Regions from separate parts of the Homo sapiens genome. Here region 2 is linked to region 1. Evidence: chromatin loops called from intact Hi-C (ENCODE). Cell type or tissue: heart left ventricle. All regions are shown on one strand.

What was found. Peaks named below come from ENCODE experiments on the same cell type or tissue, not always from the same donor. Only the 100,000 strongest peaks of a DNase experiment are listed, where the experiment ranks them.
Region 2: it touches region 1 in a loop (5-fold over the local background); 32 of 110 quality-filtered maps call a loop at or near these places.

The regions. Positions count from the first base shown.
Region 1 is chr4:15,645,341-15,653,340 of GRCh38, forward strand. All of the region lies in intron 1 of FBXL5 (F-box and leucine rich repeat protein 5), which reads right to left. It also overlaps a transcript of FAM200B not described here. Among named protein-coding and RNA genes, the nearest start is that of FBXL5, 6.0 kb to the right of the region's middle. RefSeq lists silencers at 1,824-2,049, 3,318-3,417. In heart left ventricle, CTCF peaks have their summits at 4,814 (motif pointing left) and 5,018; no DNase peak of the experiment used is centred here; H3K4me3 peaks cover 1,296 bases; H3K27ac peaks cover 2,044 bases.
Region 2 is chr4:15,235,077-15,243,076 of GRCh38, forward strand. All of the region lies in intron 2 of C1QTNF7-AS1 (C1QTNF7 antisense RNA 1), which reads right to left. Among named protein-coding and RNA genes, the nearest start is that of C1QTNF7-AS1, 190 kb to the right of the region's middle. In heart left ventricle, a CTCF peak has its summit at 3,804; no DNase peak of the experiment used is centred here; H3K27ac peaks cover 380 bases.

The sequences.
Region 1 (8,000 bases):
AGTGAACCAGTTTTAAAGTCACATTCTCTAGGATGGGATACCAGTTCTACCATTACTTAACTGTGTAACCCTGGGTAAGTTACTTTTCTTTCTTTCTTTTTTTTTGAGACAGAGTCTTGCTTTGTCGCCCAGGCTAGAGTGCAGGGGCATGATCTCAGCTCACTGCAGACTCTGCCTCCTGGGTTCAAGCGATTATCCTGCCTCAGCCTCCTGAGTAGCTGGGATTACAGGTGCTCGCCACCACGCCCGGCTAATTTTTGTATTTTTTAGCAGAGATGGGGTTTCACCATCTTGGCCAGGCTGGTCTTGAACTCCTGACCACATGATCCACCCGCCTCGGCCTCCCAAAGTGCTGGGATTACAGGTATAAGCTACCACGCCCGGCCTACTTTTCTTTCTTAATGTGTTAATCTTGATGTTAAATGGATATAATAAAACATCTGTATTTCACATGGTTGTTAGTACTCAATAAACATTAGCTATTATCATTTTGAAAATTAAATATTCATTTTTTATAAATTCATACATTTTTTACTCTATACAAATATTTACTGAGTAGCTATGATGAGGCAGGCACTGTTCTTTGGTACCTGGGATATATCAATGAACAAAACAAAGATTTCTTGCCTTTATGGAGTTTCCATTTCAGTGAAGGTAAATAAGACAATGAACAGTTAACTGCAATACATAAGTAAATAATCTAGAGCAAGAATTGGCAACTTTTCTATAAAAGGACAGGTAATAAATATTTTAACTTTTGCAGGCCATGTGGTCTGTAGCAATTATTTACCTCAGCAGTTGTAGCACAAAAGTAGTCATAGACAACATGTAAATGAATGACTGTAGCTGTATTTCCATAAAACTTTATAAACACTGAAATTCAAATTTCATATAATTTTTCACATGTCACAAAATACTATTCTTCTTTTGATTTTTTCCAACTATTTAAAAATGTAAAAGTGATGCTTGGCTCTTAAGCCACACAAAAAACACAGGCAGGACATACTTGGTTAAATACATATTATAGATTTTTTTTTAAATCATAAGAAATGCCCCACAAGATTACAATAAAATCTATTGGTGGCTAATCTCTGCAAACACTATCATGTATCATTTTTTGGAAAAAAAAAAAAAGGCAAACTTAAAAATAGCCTTAGTAGAAGCAGGGTACAAAATCAAAAGAAACCATTAATGCTAAATATTTTTTATTATTATTATTATTATACTTTAAGTTTTAGGTACATGTGCACAACGTGCAGGTTTGTTACATATGTATACATGTGCCATGTTGGTGTGCTGCACCCATTAACCCGTCATCTAACATTAGGTATATCTCCCAATGCTATCCCTCCCCCTCCCCCCACCCCACAACAGGCCCCGGTGTGTGATGTTCCCCTTCCCACGTCCATGTTGTTCTCATTGTTCAATTCCCACTATGAGTGAGAACATGCGGTGTTTGGTTTTTTTGTCCTTGCGACAGTTTGCTGAGAATGATGGTTTCCAGCTTCTAGATATTATTTTTTTAATGGCAAAAAGTAAACACAGTCAGCCTCCGTGGGGATGCAGAAACCACAGATTCAACCAACTGTGGATTGAAAAAGGCTGGGCATGGTGGCTCACACCTGTAATCCCAGCACTTTGAGAGGCTGAGGTGAGTGGATTACCTGAGGTCAGGAGTTCGAGACCAGCCTGACCAACATGGTGAAACCCCATCTCTACTAAAAACACAAAAATTAGCAGGGAGTGGTGGTGTGCACCTGTAGTCCCAGCTACTCGGGAGGCTGAGACAGGAGAATCACTTGAACCCAGGAGGCAGAGGTTGCAGTGAGCCGAGATCATGCCACTGCACTCCAGCCTGGGCAACAAAGCAAGACTCCATCTCAAAAAAAAAAAAAAAAAAAAAGAAAGAAAATGTTGAAAAAAATAAAAATAAACAACAACAACAAAAAACAATATAACAACTACATACATAGCATTTTCACTGTATTATGTATTATAAGTAATCTAAAGATGATTTAAAGTGTATGGGAAGATATGTGTAAGTTACATGCAAATACTATGCTATTTTATCTGAGGGACTTGAGCATCTATGGAGTTTGGTATTCATGGGTGTCCTGAAAACAATCTCCCACAAAATAGGAGGATACCAAGGGAAGACTGTAATGCCCTAACATGAGTTAAGAAAAATAATATATTAAAAGACATACAGGGAATTTTGCATATATTCTCATTAGACTATTAGAAATTCTTTTAGATCTAATAACACATTAAGGTAAAGATTAGTTTCATGCCACAAACTGACAGTCAAATTAACTATAGTAACTATATAAAGAGACTCTAAATTACAGGTAGAATCTATATCCAGCTAACCTAGCACAGTAGTTAAAAGCACTGACTCTAGGGCAAGATTGCCTAGGTGTAAATCCATTCTACCAGCAAGTCATTACATTTCTTTGTACCTCAGTTTCTTCATCTGTAAAACAGGGCTAATAATATTAACTACTTCACAGAGTTCTTGTGAGAATTTTTTTGAGACAGGGTCTTGCTCTGACACCCAGGCTGCAGTGCAGTGGCATGATCATAGCTCACTGCAACCTCAAACTCCTGGGCTCAAGTGATCCTCCTGCTGGCCTCAGCCTTCCGAATAGCTGGAACTACAGGTGTGGTGTGCACCACACCCAGTTACTTTTTTATTTTTTAGAGACGGGGTCTCACTATGTTGGCCAAGCTGGTCTTAAAGTCCTGGCTTCAAGCGATCCTCCTGACTCAGCATCCTGAGTTGCTGAGATTATAGGCACAAGCCACTGCACCTGGCTACCTGTGATAATTTAATAAGTTAATATAAAGAACACAGAATATAAGCCCTACCTAGGCATCTGTAAGGCTTATTTAGTAGGCTTTTCTGTTATTAATTCTGTATTCAGACCAAAATAAAATATCATTAGAAAGGAATTGGTACAGCCATTATGGAAAACAGTATGGAAATTCCTCAAAAAATTAAAAATGTAATTTTCATAAGTTCCAGCAATCCCATTCCTGAGTATATGTTCAAAGTAAATAAAATTAGGATCTCTAAGAGATATCTGCACTCCCATGTTCAATGCAGCATTATTCATAATAGCCAAGATATGGAGCCAACCTGAGTGCTTGTCCACAAATGAGTAAAGAAAATGTGATATATACAATAAAATATTATTCAGTCATAAAAAAGGAAATCCTGTCATTTGCAACAACATAGATGAACCTGGAAGACAGCTAAGTGAAATAAGCCAGAGACAGAGAGATAAATAATGTATGATCTCACTATATATGGAATCTAAAGTAGAACTCACAGAAGCAGAGAATATGAAAGGTGGTTGTTGGGGCAGGGGATGGAGAAAATGGGGAGATGCTGAAAAAAGAACACTAACTTTCAGTTCTAAGATGAGTACGTTCTGGGGATATAAGGTACAGTATGGTGACTATAGCTAATAATACTGTATTATGTACTTGAAATTTGCTGAGAGTACATCCTCTGTGTCTTTACCACTCCCACACAAAGGGTAATCGTTTGTGGTGATGGATGTGTCAATTTGATTTTGGTAATCATTATACAATGTACATGTATATCAAAGCATTGCATTGTACACCTTGAATATATACAATATTTATTTGTCAATTATACCTCAATAAAGCTGGGAAAAAATGATCAACAGATCAACAGATCAAGTTAAATTCTTGGTGGAGAATACAAAATATTTTGTACAACAGGTTGAAGAAATAAGATTTTTATCTATATTAAATCCTCAACATGTTTGTTGATTTGATGAAGTGAAAACAAAGCCAAAAAAAAAAGAGCAACAGAGAGAAAAGTCCTTAAAGATACTACCCAACTCAGTTTTTCTCCACATGAAAAGTGCAAACATTTTTAACCCGGTACCTAAAGTTAGTAAATTTAGCAGTTAAAAGAATAACCAGGGCCGGGCACAGTGGTTCACGCCTGTAATCCCAGCACTTTGGGAGGCCGAGGCAGGCGGATCACAAGGTTAAGAGATCTAGGCCAACATGGTGAAACCCCATCTCTGCTAACCTCTACTAAAACTACAAAAATTAGTTGGGCGTGGTTAGCACACGCCTGTAGACCCAGCTACTCAGGAGGCTGAGGCAGAAGAATTGCTTGAACCCGGGAGGCAGAGGTTGCAGTGAGCCAAGATCACACCACTGCACTCCAGCCTGGAGACAGGGCAAGACTACGTCTCAAAAAAAAAAAAAAAAAAAGAAAGAAAGAAAAGAATAAACAGAATATACACAATTTAACTTTTTTGAAATCTGTTTATATAAATAGTTTTTAAAATTGTTTGCCTTCACATATAGACTTTATGGAGAAAAAAAACCTGGACACTAATGGTTCTAGGACATACGGAAGGAAGCCAATGATGTGTGAGAAATTACCCTAGTGTTTTTATATATTTAATTCTTAAAACAACCTAAAAAGTAGATATCAAAATCCTCATTTTACAGACTAACAAACAGAGTCTCAGGAAGAAAATTTACCCCACATCATACAACTAGTGAACAACAAAACCGAGACCAAGTCCCTAAAACTCTAACATCTATGACTTTTCTACATACACAATGTTAGTCCCATTAATAAAGCTATCTTTTCAGATACAAGAGAGTAAATTGTCAGAAAGAACACTTGCTCTAAAGCAACAGCTCTCACCAAGGCAGTAATTTTGCCACCCCACTACCCATCCCCCAGAGATAAAAGGCAAGATCTGGAGGCAGTTTTGGTTGTCACCACCGGAAATGTACTACTGACACCTAGTGGATAAAACCCAGGGATGTGGCTAAACATCCTACAACGCACAGGACAGCCCCCATAAAAAAGAAATCATCTGCCTCAAAATGTCAATAATGCTTTGGTTAAGAAATGTTGCTCTAGAAAACTGTTTTTCAAATACTGTTAACCATGACCTTCAGTATGAAATATAGTGCAATCCAGATTCACACGCATCACAAACACTTCAAACAAATTTCAGGGAACAGTATTTCCCTCTCTTATCTGTGATGTACTCTAGTATTTACTTTTCGGTTTAAATTTTTAATGCTGTTTCGGACCCACAAAAGAGATTTATGACCTACTACTAATAGGTCACAGGACACATTTTGAAGAGCACTCTTCTACAGTAAAATATAAAGGTTCCTAGTGACCTATAAAGTTATATACTCTGATGCCTCACAAATTCAACAAAGAACTTATATATATAAAAGGACGCACATAATTAACAAATAGTAACATGATATCTTCCACATTTTAAAAGGATTTATAACTGACTTTCTTTTTTTTTTTTTTTTTTTTTTTTGAGACAGAGTCTCACTCTGTCGCCCAGGCTGGAGTGCAATCGCCAATTCCAGCAATTCTGCCTTAGCCTCCTGAGTAGCTGGGATTACAGGACCCCGCCACCATGCCCAGCTAATTTTTGTATTTTTAGTAGAGATGAGGTTTCACCATCTTGGCCAGGCTGGTCTTGAACTCCTGACCTCATGATCCACCTGCCTCGGCCTCCCAAAGTGCTGGGATACAGGCATGAGCCACTGCACCCAACCTATAACTGACTTTCTGTCTCAGACATTCTACAGTGATAAATCAAGTATTACAGCCTGGTTTCAAACTGATTCTCAAAAGTGGTATGTCACTTAAAGACGATACAGTACATTCAAAAATAGATAAGAAAACGGCATAACAAAAACACATATATTATTCCCCCAAATACATTTTTACTTTGTCTACTCACTCAGACAATGCTTTAATTTAATCAAGGGAGACTTATACTCAGTGAAGAAACCTTAGTAAGTAGCTGATCAAATTTACAGATGGAAAAAATGATGACCCACAGGTAAACTGTTTTGCATAAAATCATAGAGCTACCAATAAGTAGCAGAACTAGTAAGGTAATGCAAAACCCATGGGCTTCCGAAGGGGAAAAAAAATCCTAAGATTAAAATTCAGGCTCTACTAATTACTAATTGAATGAGTTGGGTAAGTTACTTAACCACTAAGACTGTTTCCTCAACTTTAAATGAAGGATAATATTTGGCTTAAGTAGTTCGTGAAGATTAAAAGAAACAATGTAGACATGTAGTAAGAACTCATTAAATTCCCTTTTCCTTCTTCCACAGGTCTCAATTCAATATTTTCTCCACTAAGCCAATCTTCTCAAATGCCAGTCAATAAATTGTTACAGGTATGCAGAAAAATGGCGGAGGGGGGAAGGAAAACTGACAATAAAGCTATACTCACTCATTTTTTAAAAAAGGATATATTCAAATTACTCTAAGCTTCTTCCCACTTAAGAGTTTTGGGTCATAAAATGTCCTATCTGTATAAATAAATGTATAAATAAATTCTTTCATAAAAGTAAACAGCACTTTTAATACCCTTACCTGAAAAATTTGGGCACACCTTAAGGCCTCCACCACTTGAGTTTTTAATAACTGGTTTATATATAAGCCTGGGAATCTCTGAACTAACCACATCCTGACAACCACAGCCTACTCTTCTCTCAGAAATCAATTCAAAGAGACCACTCCTGACACTTTAATGTGGAGCTGACCGTGTAACTCCCTTTGCTCCCACTATACCCTATTTGGATTTCCATCCTAGCATAGATGTTATTACATACTGGACTGTAAACTTTTTGAGACTAGAGACCACATGTCACATTGCCAACGTCTTTCTGTAGTACAAGCTACTACAGAGTAGACGGTAGAAACTCCAATGCTCACTGACAGAATTAATGGAGTTAACCTTGGAGAACTGGAGAAAAGACTGAGAAATTGAAGTAAAATGGAAAAAGGATGTCATTCAATATAAATATTTACTAACATCATCCCAGTCTGAAAGGTCAGTGAATTAGCAGGAGATTTCTTAGCAGATTGTTCCCAAAAAAGTAAGAAACTACTATGATTTAATATAAAGAAAATTAAACTAGGAATCCTAACAATGACTTGGGTTTCCATCTGAATCTACCACTAGCTGCTTATGTAACCTTGGCCTAGCTAATCTAGGCCTCTAAGTCCCCAGCTATAAAACAGAAATACCTTGTCTTTACATAACTCAAAGCACTGTTGTCTGGATAACAAAGGTGAAAAACCTTTCCATAAAACTTTTTACAGATGTAAAAAGAAATCCATGGGCAAAGTATTAAATCGGGTATTGTACAGCAATATTTAAAATGGTCTAAGACATACATCTGTCAGCTTTTGAAAATTTATTTTCTCATCCTATTCACCTTTATACCTAAAAAATAAGTAGACTAACATAACTTTGGAATACATTATACTAACTGGCTTAAGCATATAAGTGGTTTACTTGATGCTAGTAAATAAATGGATGCTTCTAAAATACATTCTACTTGAGAAGTTCAATATTGAAAATAGTAACTGACTTCTTGATAATAACTGGGCATTCAGAGCCCAAATTTGTACAGTGAAATAACTATTTTGTACCTTTTTAGTCTGAGCATAAAAACTAGTTCTCATTTTATATAGTTTTATTGTAAACTGTTTGGTTGGATATCCTTGGTCTATACAACCAAAGGATGGCAAAACGTGAGATGATAAATGGATAAAAACAAACAAGGTACTCTTCCTTTAATTCCTTTAAGATTACTGAACCATTACAAAATACTTATTTTCCACTCTAGCTCCCAAAGGACATCCTAAGAGAGATTTCCATTGGCTATCAGTATCAAGAAGAAATCCAGATGTAAAATTCCTATGCATTTTTTTTTCCCTAAATCGCCTCAGTTTCAGTTCAGAAAATTGGACTTTTAATCTTCGTGATAAACGTATACAACAATCTCATTAACTATATCTAATTAATTCAGAATTAGTAATAATTTTGACTTACACCATGTCAAATTGAAAATGCTTTATTAAACTAGTTATGCAAGTGGGAACATTACTGAAAAGACTCTTGGCTCAGATATCTTGTAAAAAAGCAACTGCATTTTCAA
Region 2 (8,000 bases), 410 kb before region 1:
CCTGTTATATTTTTGATAATGTCTGTTAGGGAAATGACCAAAAACAACTAAGAAACAACTTGATATTTCCCTCATTTCACATTCCCTGGGCAGCCACTGATGGGTTGAAGAGAACCAAATTACTAAAATGCACTTGGTTGTTGGATAATCAGGGGAAGTGTTTTGTATCTCAGGGTTTGGATGTGACATTTCTGGCCCACTCTACAGGGCAGAAACCTAGCCATTCTTTCCTAATTGCTAAGTTCCCCTCATAAAATCCATCTCCAGGGGAAAACTTTAATTTAGATAGGTCATAAGTTGGAGCCTCTGCCAAAGACAGCACAGGCCGAGAGAAAAGACAATAGTTCTGCCACGGTAATCCTTGGCCACCAGAAATGATGGGGACAGCTTCCTTTTTCCCCTCCCTAAGAAGCTATTTTTCTATTTGGTTCATTTTACTTGTAACAGCAATGGATAGGATTATTAGACATCAAAGCCAATCTGAAAGAAACTCCTTCGACCCTAAACACACACACACACACACACACACACACACACACACACACACACCCCATTGAAAAGAAACTTAAGGGGAATGCTTCTGTTTAAATACATACTTCTTGGCAGAATTTGTTTTAAAATCGGTCAGATTTTCTCCAGAAGAAGCACCAGCCTAGAGAGTCAAGGAAACTGGTTTGGAGCCTCAAAGTCTGGGGCACGCAGGTGTATTGTATTAGTCAGTGGAGGCCAACTGCTGTAACAAACAGCCCCCTTTGTGGCTTGACACAATAAAGGCTTACTTCTTGTTAATGCCACATTGCAACGAAGGTAGGCAGGTGGGGGTGCTCTGTTTTAGTCAAGGACACAGGCTGTTTCATCTGCTGACTCTGCTATCATTTAGGGCTTCAGGATCCTTCATCCACTAGCTCTGATCTTCTTAAGGGCCTCTGAGTCCATCACTGGACACTCTGCCTCCAAACAGCAAACAAAGGAAGAGAGGGCACTGGGGTTAGCTATGGAGAATTTTAGAGAGCAGGCCTGTTGGCGACAGACATCTTTCGTGTACACATTCCATTGGCCAGAACTCATTCACATGGCCACCTAGCTGCCAGTGAGGCTGAGAAATGCAGTCTGGCTATGTGCCTGTGCCATAATAAGAAATACATATTTGGTCTTTGTCCCCAGTTCCTGGCATGTAGCTCCTAAAACCCTTGCAATGTGCAGAGTGATAAGGTGTCTTTTTGTGTGCTAATAAGATGGCTGGTGGCTGGAGGCTGGAGGCCCCTGCCTAGCCTCAGGAAAGACCAAGGCATAAGTAGAAAGCTGGAACTTTCAGTACCACCCTCAGACCCGTGAGAAGGGGAAAGGGGCTGGAGAATAAATTCAGTTGCCAATGGCCAATGATTGAATCAGTCATGCCCATAAAATGGAACTTCCGTGAAAACTGCTAAATGACGGGGCCCAGAGAGCTTCGAGGTTGGTGAACGCATAGAGGTACTGGGAGGGTGGTGCACTCAGATGTGTGCCTCCCCATACTTTGCCCCATGCACCTCTTCCATTGGCTGTTTCTGAGTTTGTAGCCTTTATCATAAGCCAGAGGCCAGGTGCGGTGGCTCACACCCGTAATCCCAGCACTTTGGGAGGCCGAGGCGGGCGGATCACGAGGTCAGGAGTTCAAGACCAGCCTTGCCAATATGGTGAAACCCCGTCTCTACTAAAAATACAAAAATTAGCTGGGCATCGTGGCGTGCACCTGTAATCCCAGCTACTCAGGAGGGTGAGGCAGGAGAATCACTTGAACCCAGGAGGTGGAGGTTGCAGTGAGCAGAGATCGTGACACTGCACTCCAGCCTGGGCGACAGAGCGAGACTCCGTCTCAAAAAAAAAAAAATCGAGAAAACATAAACGAAATGTTTCCCTGGGTTTTGTGAGCTGTTCTGCAAATTATTAAACCTGAGAAGGGGGTCATGGGAACCCCCGATGTATAGCCTATTAGAAGTATAGAGAGCTCAGGACTTGTGACTAGTGTCTGAAGTGGGAGCTGTCTTATGGGACTGAGCTCTAACTAAGAGGTGTATGCTAACTCTTGGTAGTTGGCAAAAAAATTGAATTGAAATGTAGGGGACCCAGCTGGTGTCTGGAGAATTGGAGAATTGGTAGATATAAGGGGAAAAAATACATCTTTGGAATGAAAGTGTTGTGATAAAAATAGCTCAGTGACCAAAAGATGAAAGGAAATTGAAATTGATGGACACATGGCATATTTTTACTACTAAATGTATTGAACAACTACTGCCACAGGAGGGGTCTGTGACATTTTCTTAGAACAAGTTAATTTTGGGTTTTTTGTTCCTGAGAATGTGTTGATATTCTAAACAGTTTATTACTCAGAAAACCATTGTTCTTTCACGTAGGGGTTAAGAAAATGTAAGTTAGTGATCAAGCAAAGATCAGGAATTAGGTGAGATGGAAAGAGGGAGACCCATTTTGCTCATTACTTGAAGATCTTGTTAAAGTTTGCTTTATAGATGGCATCTAAAAGGGTGTGTTTGGGGATATAGTTTCCTGACGCACGTAGAAACGGTGTTTGGATTCAAACTCCACGAATGGCACTACCAAGCCAGTTCTGGAGAAGGCAGAGCTGCCACTGGCTCCAAGCAGAAAATATGGGGCCAGGAACAGAACATTTAGTCAAAAGGGCTTAGGAGCCAGGAAAATTCAGAATCAAAATAGTCTTAAAGGCAGTGACCAGGAGAAGCCAGGGAATTCTGCCATGAACATTAATTTCCTCTATTCTCTGAATGTTCATTTCATTGAGCACCTTCAGCATGCCAGTTTCCATGTTGGAGAGTACAATGATGAGGGAAACTCCATCCCTGCCTGCAAGTTGGAAATGCTTGTGGGTGGACACTGGCCACGTGGTGTGTGGGTAGGCTTGACTGACCTAAGAGTCTACGGTTAAAGGGTGAAGCAGAGTTCTGACAAATGTCAGCTTTAGCAGCCACTAAGATGCCTCCACCCACTCAAGGCAAAATACACTCCTGATACTCTTGTCTTCCTTTGTAAGAATTCCCAAGTCACACCATACCCAGTTCACATCATGGAAACACTGAACTGGGGAATTTTAGAATTGAAAGAGGTTGTGCAAATTACTTAGTCCAGCCTTTTTGTTTTTCATCAGGGGAGAAGGAAAAACTGACCTGTATTGTATGTAGATGAGCCCCAAAGACTCACTTGGACACCAAGATCAGGCAGGCTGTCAGAACAGGACAACTACCATTTGGAGCCAATGGCAGCTCTGCCTTCTCCAGAACTGGCCTTGATAGTGCCATTCATGGAGTTTGAATCCAAACACCGCTTCTACGTGCTTCAGGAAACTATATCCCCAAACACACCCTTTTAGATGCCACCTAAAAAGCAAACTTTAACAAGATCTATGCAGCATGGTAATGGCTAAAACTATTTCATTCAGCAAGCATCTATTGCAATCTCAATACAAGAGCCATTCACCTTCCTTGACAATTGCCTTCACATTTCTCTGATGTCTTCTCCTTCAAACATGCCACTAGCCTGTTTCACTGATTTCTACCCAGTGATCTCAGTTCTCCACCCTGGAGCTCTTATGAAATTCATCTGATCCTTCTTCCATTTTAATACATGTAACGAAAACTTATTAAACATCTATTGCATCTGTTAGAGACTCAGCAAGACAAAGAAAGCATATTAGGATGAAGTCCCTGAGAAACATTTAATAAATGATACACATATTTCCAAAGGTTTGGGTGAGGTTAAAATAAAACAATGATTTGGTGCATTAACTACGGCTAGCCACGGAGGGGAGCCATTACCACCTCTACCACTCCAAAGGGGCAGGAAGAAGGAGAAGTTAACTCTAGGAGACAGCCCAGACAGAATCTGTGGCTTGGGATAGAAGGATTCCACCTTACACACTGCAGCCTGCTAACCTGCATGGGACGGAGCAAAAGGATGAAAACAGACCTCCCTCTTCTGCCCTTTCATCTCCCACCTGCACCTCTTGTTGGCAGAACCTAACCAGAAGCCAGAGGTCATAGGAATCTATGGATGCAGTCAATGCAGGTCAGCTTCCCACGTCCAGGGCAGGACGAAGACTGGAGTGTTTGGGTTGGGGGACAAATGGAGAACACCCAGCCCTCACACATGCCAGGCACTTAACAGAGGAGTTAAGAAAACAGACTTGGTCCTTGATTGCATAGACTGTAAAGGGCATTGGTTGAGAGAGGAAATAGACAAGTACACTTACTAAAAAACTCTGCTAAATGTATGAAGGAAAGACTGGACTCTATGAGAGGTAATAATAGGGGATCAATTTTAGACTGGACGTTCAAAGGTCTTTCCGTGGATGCAGCATTTATGCTGAGATCTGTCGGACGAGAAGGAGCCAGCCAGGTGAACCAGGGGAAGAGGAGCATCCCAGACAGAAGAAGAGTGTGGTCAAAGACCCTTGGGACAGGGCAGCTCTTCAGATATTTGATTGTTTGAACTTGATTTGAATTTGTCTGAAATATACATCGGTTATTTCCTATGGGTTGCCCCCGAAAGGGCCCAGATTGAATGGCAAGGGCAGAGTCAGGAGGCCTGATCCACCAGCCCTGCTCTGGCCCTCATTGGCGAGAGGCGTTGCCCAAGTCCCTGGGTCTCTCCTGTCATGCTTTATCTATAAAATGAAGATGTTGGCTTGTTGGCTTCTGAAGTTGCTTTCAGATCTGAAATCTAGTGTTGGTCACAGACTTTATTTATCTTTTTAAAGATGCTTTTTGACACTTCCCAAAGTTCTATTTCTGCTAAGTGAACGCCCAAGAGCCAGTTACATTTTCTTCAAGTCTTCAGATGAATGGCAGTTGAATGAGATCTGCAATGAGCCGAGGCTGAACTCCATGTACAACTCTACAGGGATTAGATAATATTCCTTGGTATTTGGCCAAAGGAAAAACACAAAGTCATAAAATTAAGGAAAGAGGCTCGGGTGATTGGCTTTGAATTTTAGGAATGGAGAGTTTCATAGGATTGGAGACTGTCTGAGTCATCTCTCTGGCACCCTACCAAAGCTGAATTTCCCTTACAGCCCCCCTAGCCTGCTTAAACACTCCCCGGGACAAACACTGAGCAGGCCCATGATGTCACTGGTCATTGTCTTCATTGAATGTTCCCATCTACCAATTTGAAATCTGTCTCCAAGATGTTCTCTCAGTTTCCCCATCATTCTGCTTTGGGTCCCATAGAACTCAAAGCCCCTCAGAAACTAACTGCCATATTCCCTCTTCCCTCCCCATCATTGGACGCTCCATTCTGTCATTCTGGAAGACTCTTCTGTTTCTCTCAGAGTGATTCTTCCAGTCTCACTGAAATGTCTCTTCTGTGGAGCAGCCGCCCCTCACTTTCTATGTGAAGACAGATTCCTTCTTGTCCCTCAGACTCCACAGCCATCACTCGTGCTTTTGGCTTTATGTCCTGTTCCCCCAAAAAGACTTACTGCTCAGGGAGAGCAACCCCTGTGCCTGCCTCACTATTCCCAGCACCTGGAGCAGTGATGAGTGTTTGGATAATTCCATCCTGAATAAAGGATTTTGAGACCTGGGTATTGCTAATAATTTTAGAATTCACAAACTAGAGGAATAAATTAGTAACAACTAACTATAGAGATGTGTAGACATAACCTATCAGAGACATAGGTTGTTGGCAGAACCTAACCGGAAGCCAGAGGTCACAGGAATCTATGGATATGGTCAACGAAGGTCAGTTTCCCAGGTCCAGGGCAGGATGAAGAAGACTTGAGTGTGTGGGTTGGGGACACACTTCAGGTGTCTGTCTCCAGTTGGTGAGAACAGTTTACACAGTGTGATGAAAAGCAGTCTCTGTTCTGGCTGAGTCAGAGTTATTGTCTATGTCTCAAACATTGTAAACCACGATATACTGATAAGCCAAAAGAGCAAGTTACACCATGCAACCCTATTTCTGGGAGGAAAGGACTATCCACACAATGATGTACAACAGAGAGGAAGGAAGGTCACAGTGTGGAGGGATATATAGTAGTGGAATATAGAAACATTTAGAATCTCATCATAAAATCAAGATAATATCTATCCATCTGCACTTCTAAAAAAACTGACAGGAGTCAAAGAACCTTAAATCTAGAGGTCTAAGTCAATGTTCATCTATGTTGATGCCGTTGCTGAAGCCCCCTTGGCTCCTAATCAGAAATGCTCACCGTCTTGGGATCTACATAGCTATGTACACTGGGCCTTGTGTGCAGAATCTCAGGAGTGATTATACTGTTAGTTTAAGATTCACTTTTATATTTTTAAATCATTTTTGTATCCTCAAACAATGGCAACCAAACTTTTGCTGGGCAGTGGTACTACAACGGAAAAACCTTTCTCAAAATCAACAACTTTGGAATTAAATGTTAGATGCAATTGAATATTATAAAGAAGGCCATAAAATTACCTGAAGTGATAGGCTGAACTGTGAATTTTGGAGTGAGAAATAGATGAAATGAGGAAATGGCTTGCTGGAGTCATTATAGAATCAGGAAAAGGTAATTAAAAAGAAATCAAGGAAAAAATTCTCATGAGTCGGCTACAGGACGCATGTTGCAAAGGAGTCTTTTGACTTAAGGGTTGGCAGTTCATGTGCTCCAAAAATACATTCCTGGCTACTTTATATTTTAATTCCTATGAAAGAATCTGCTTTAGAGTTTGCTGTTTTTTAAATTAGATGAGCTCATTTTGGGAGTCCATCTCTCAAATCAAATAGAATTACACAGATAAAATTTGGAATGATACACACCAAAATTATAAAATTTACAAGATTCTTTTCGGGGGAGTAAGATTATAATTGGCTTGTATTTTCTTCCTTTTATTTATATTTTTTCTTGCTTTTAAAAATTCATATTAATGACTATAAATAAATGAATGTTGCATAATCTTTTTTTAAGAAAGAAATTATGCCACAAGTAGTAGAGCTCTAAAGCCAGAAACACCTGCTGCATCAAGAACATTTCTTTCATGCCAATGTGTGGTAGCCCTGACACAGCACAGATGCGCCCTGGTTTCCTTCTTGCTGGAAGGAATCTCATTACCACCAGGAGTAGTTGACTCCCAAGAACACATATTATATGTTATGCACTTCACTGAAAGGGTAGCAAGAAGGGGTGAGGTCATGGGAGAAAAAAAACTGCCCTCAAAATCTTTGGGGTGTTTTGGAGTCATAGGAGCTATGAACTAGCATGAGTGTACAGTTGCCTCATCCACTTAAGTCCCAGAATGTTTGAGAATACATTTCTGTTCCTTAAACTAGAAGAGAGATTTCCTTTCCAACTTCTTTATCTGAGATTAAACCATGACTAAAGCTTGCACACCAACATCCCATTCTAAGTTTAGGGTCTGAATTCTTCTGTCTAAATTTTCCTCAGGTATCTCCAGGTGGTCCCCCAATCTGTGAGACCAAATAGGACCAATTGTTCATTGTAAGAACATTTCTAGCTCTAGAAAGGGGTGTGGCCCTCTAGGGACTTCTCAGTAATGAAAAAGAAAGGTTGAAAGAAAAGAATCCCTCTTATGGGCAGATGTATTGGGCACATGACTTTGGCTACACAACAATTTCTAGACACCTTCCTCACCCATTCTTCTCCCTAGCTCTAGAGATGAGCAGCTGGTCAGGCCGCCAATCCCAGATGCTTCAGCTTTCTGGCCACAGTGACAGACTTAGGGATAGACATTGGAACCAGATCAGGCCAATCTACGGTTTCTCAGGTCTTTTGCTGAAATTATCTAAAAAGAGATCCACTGTTTTCTCTGACAGCATGGTCTGGGAAGATGTGACAGGCCCAGAGCTGCCCTGAACTATCTTGTACCTCATGAAGAGAGACTACTCAGAGTGAAGCAACATTAAAGAAAAGAGACACAGGCCTCACGACATCACTTGAGCATATGAGTCCATCATTTCAGTCCAGCCACCCACCAAGCCAGGTGCCCATGAAC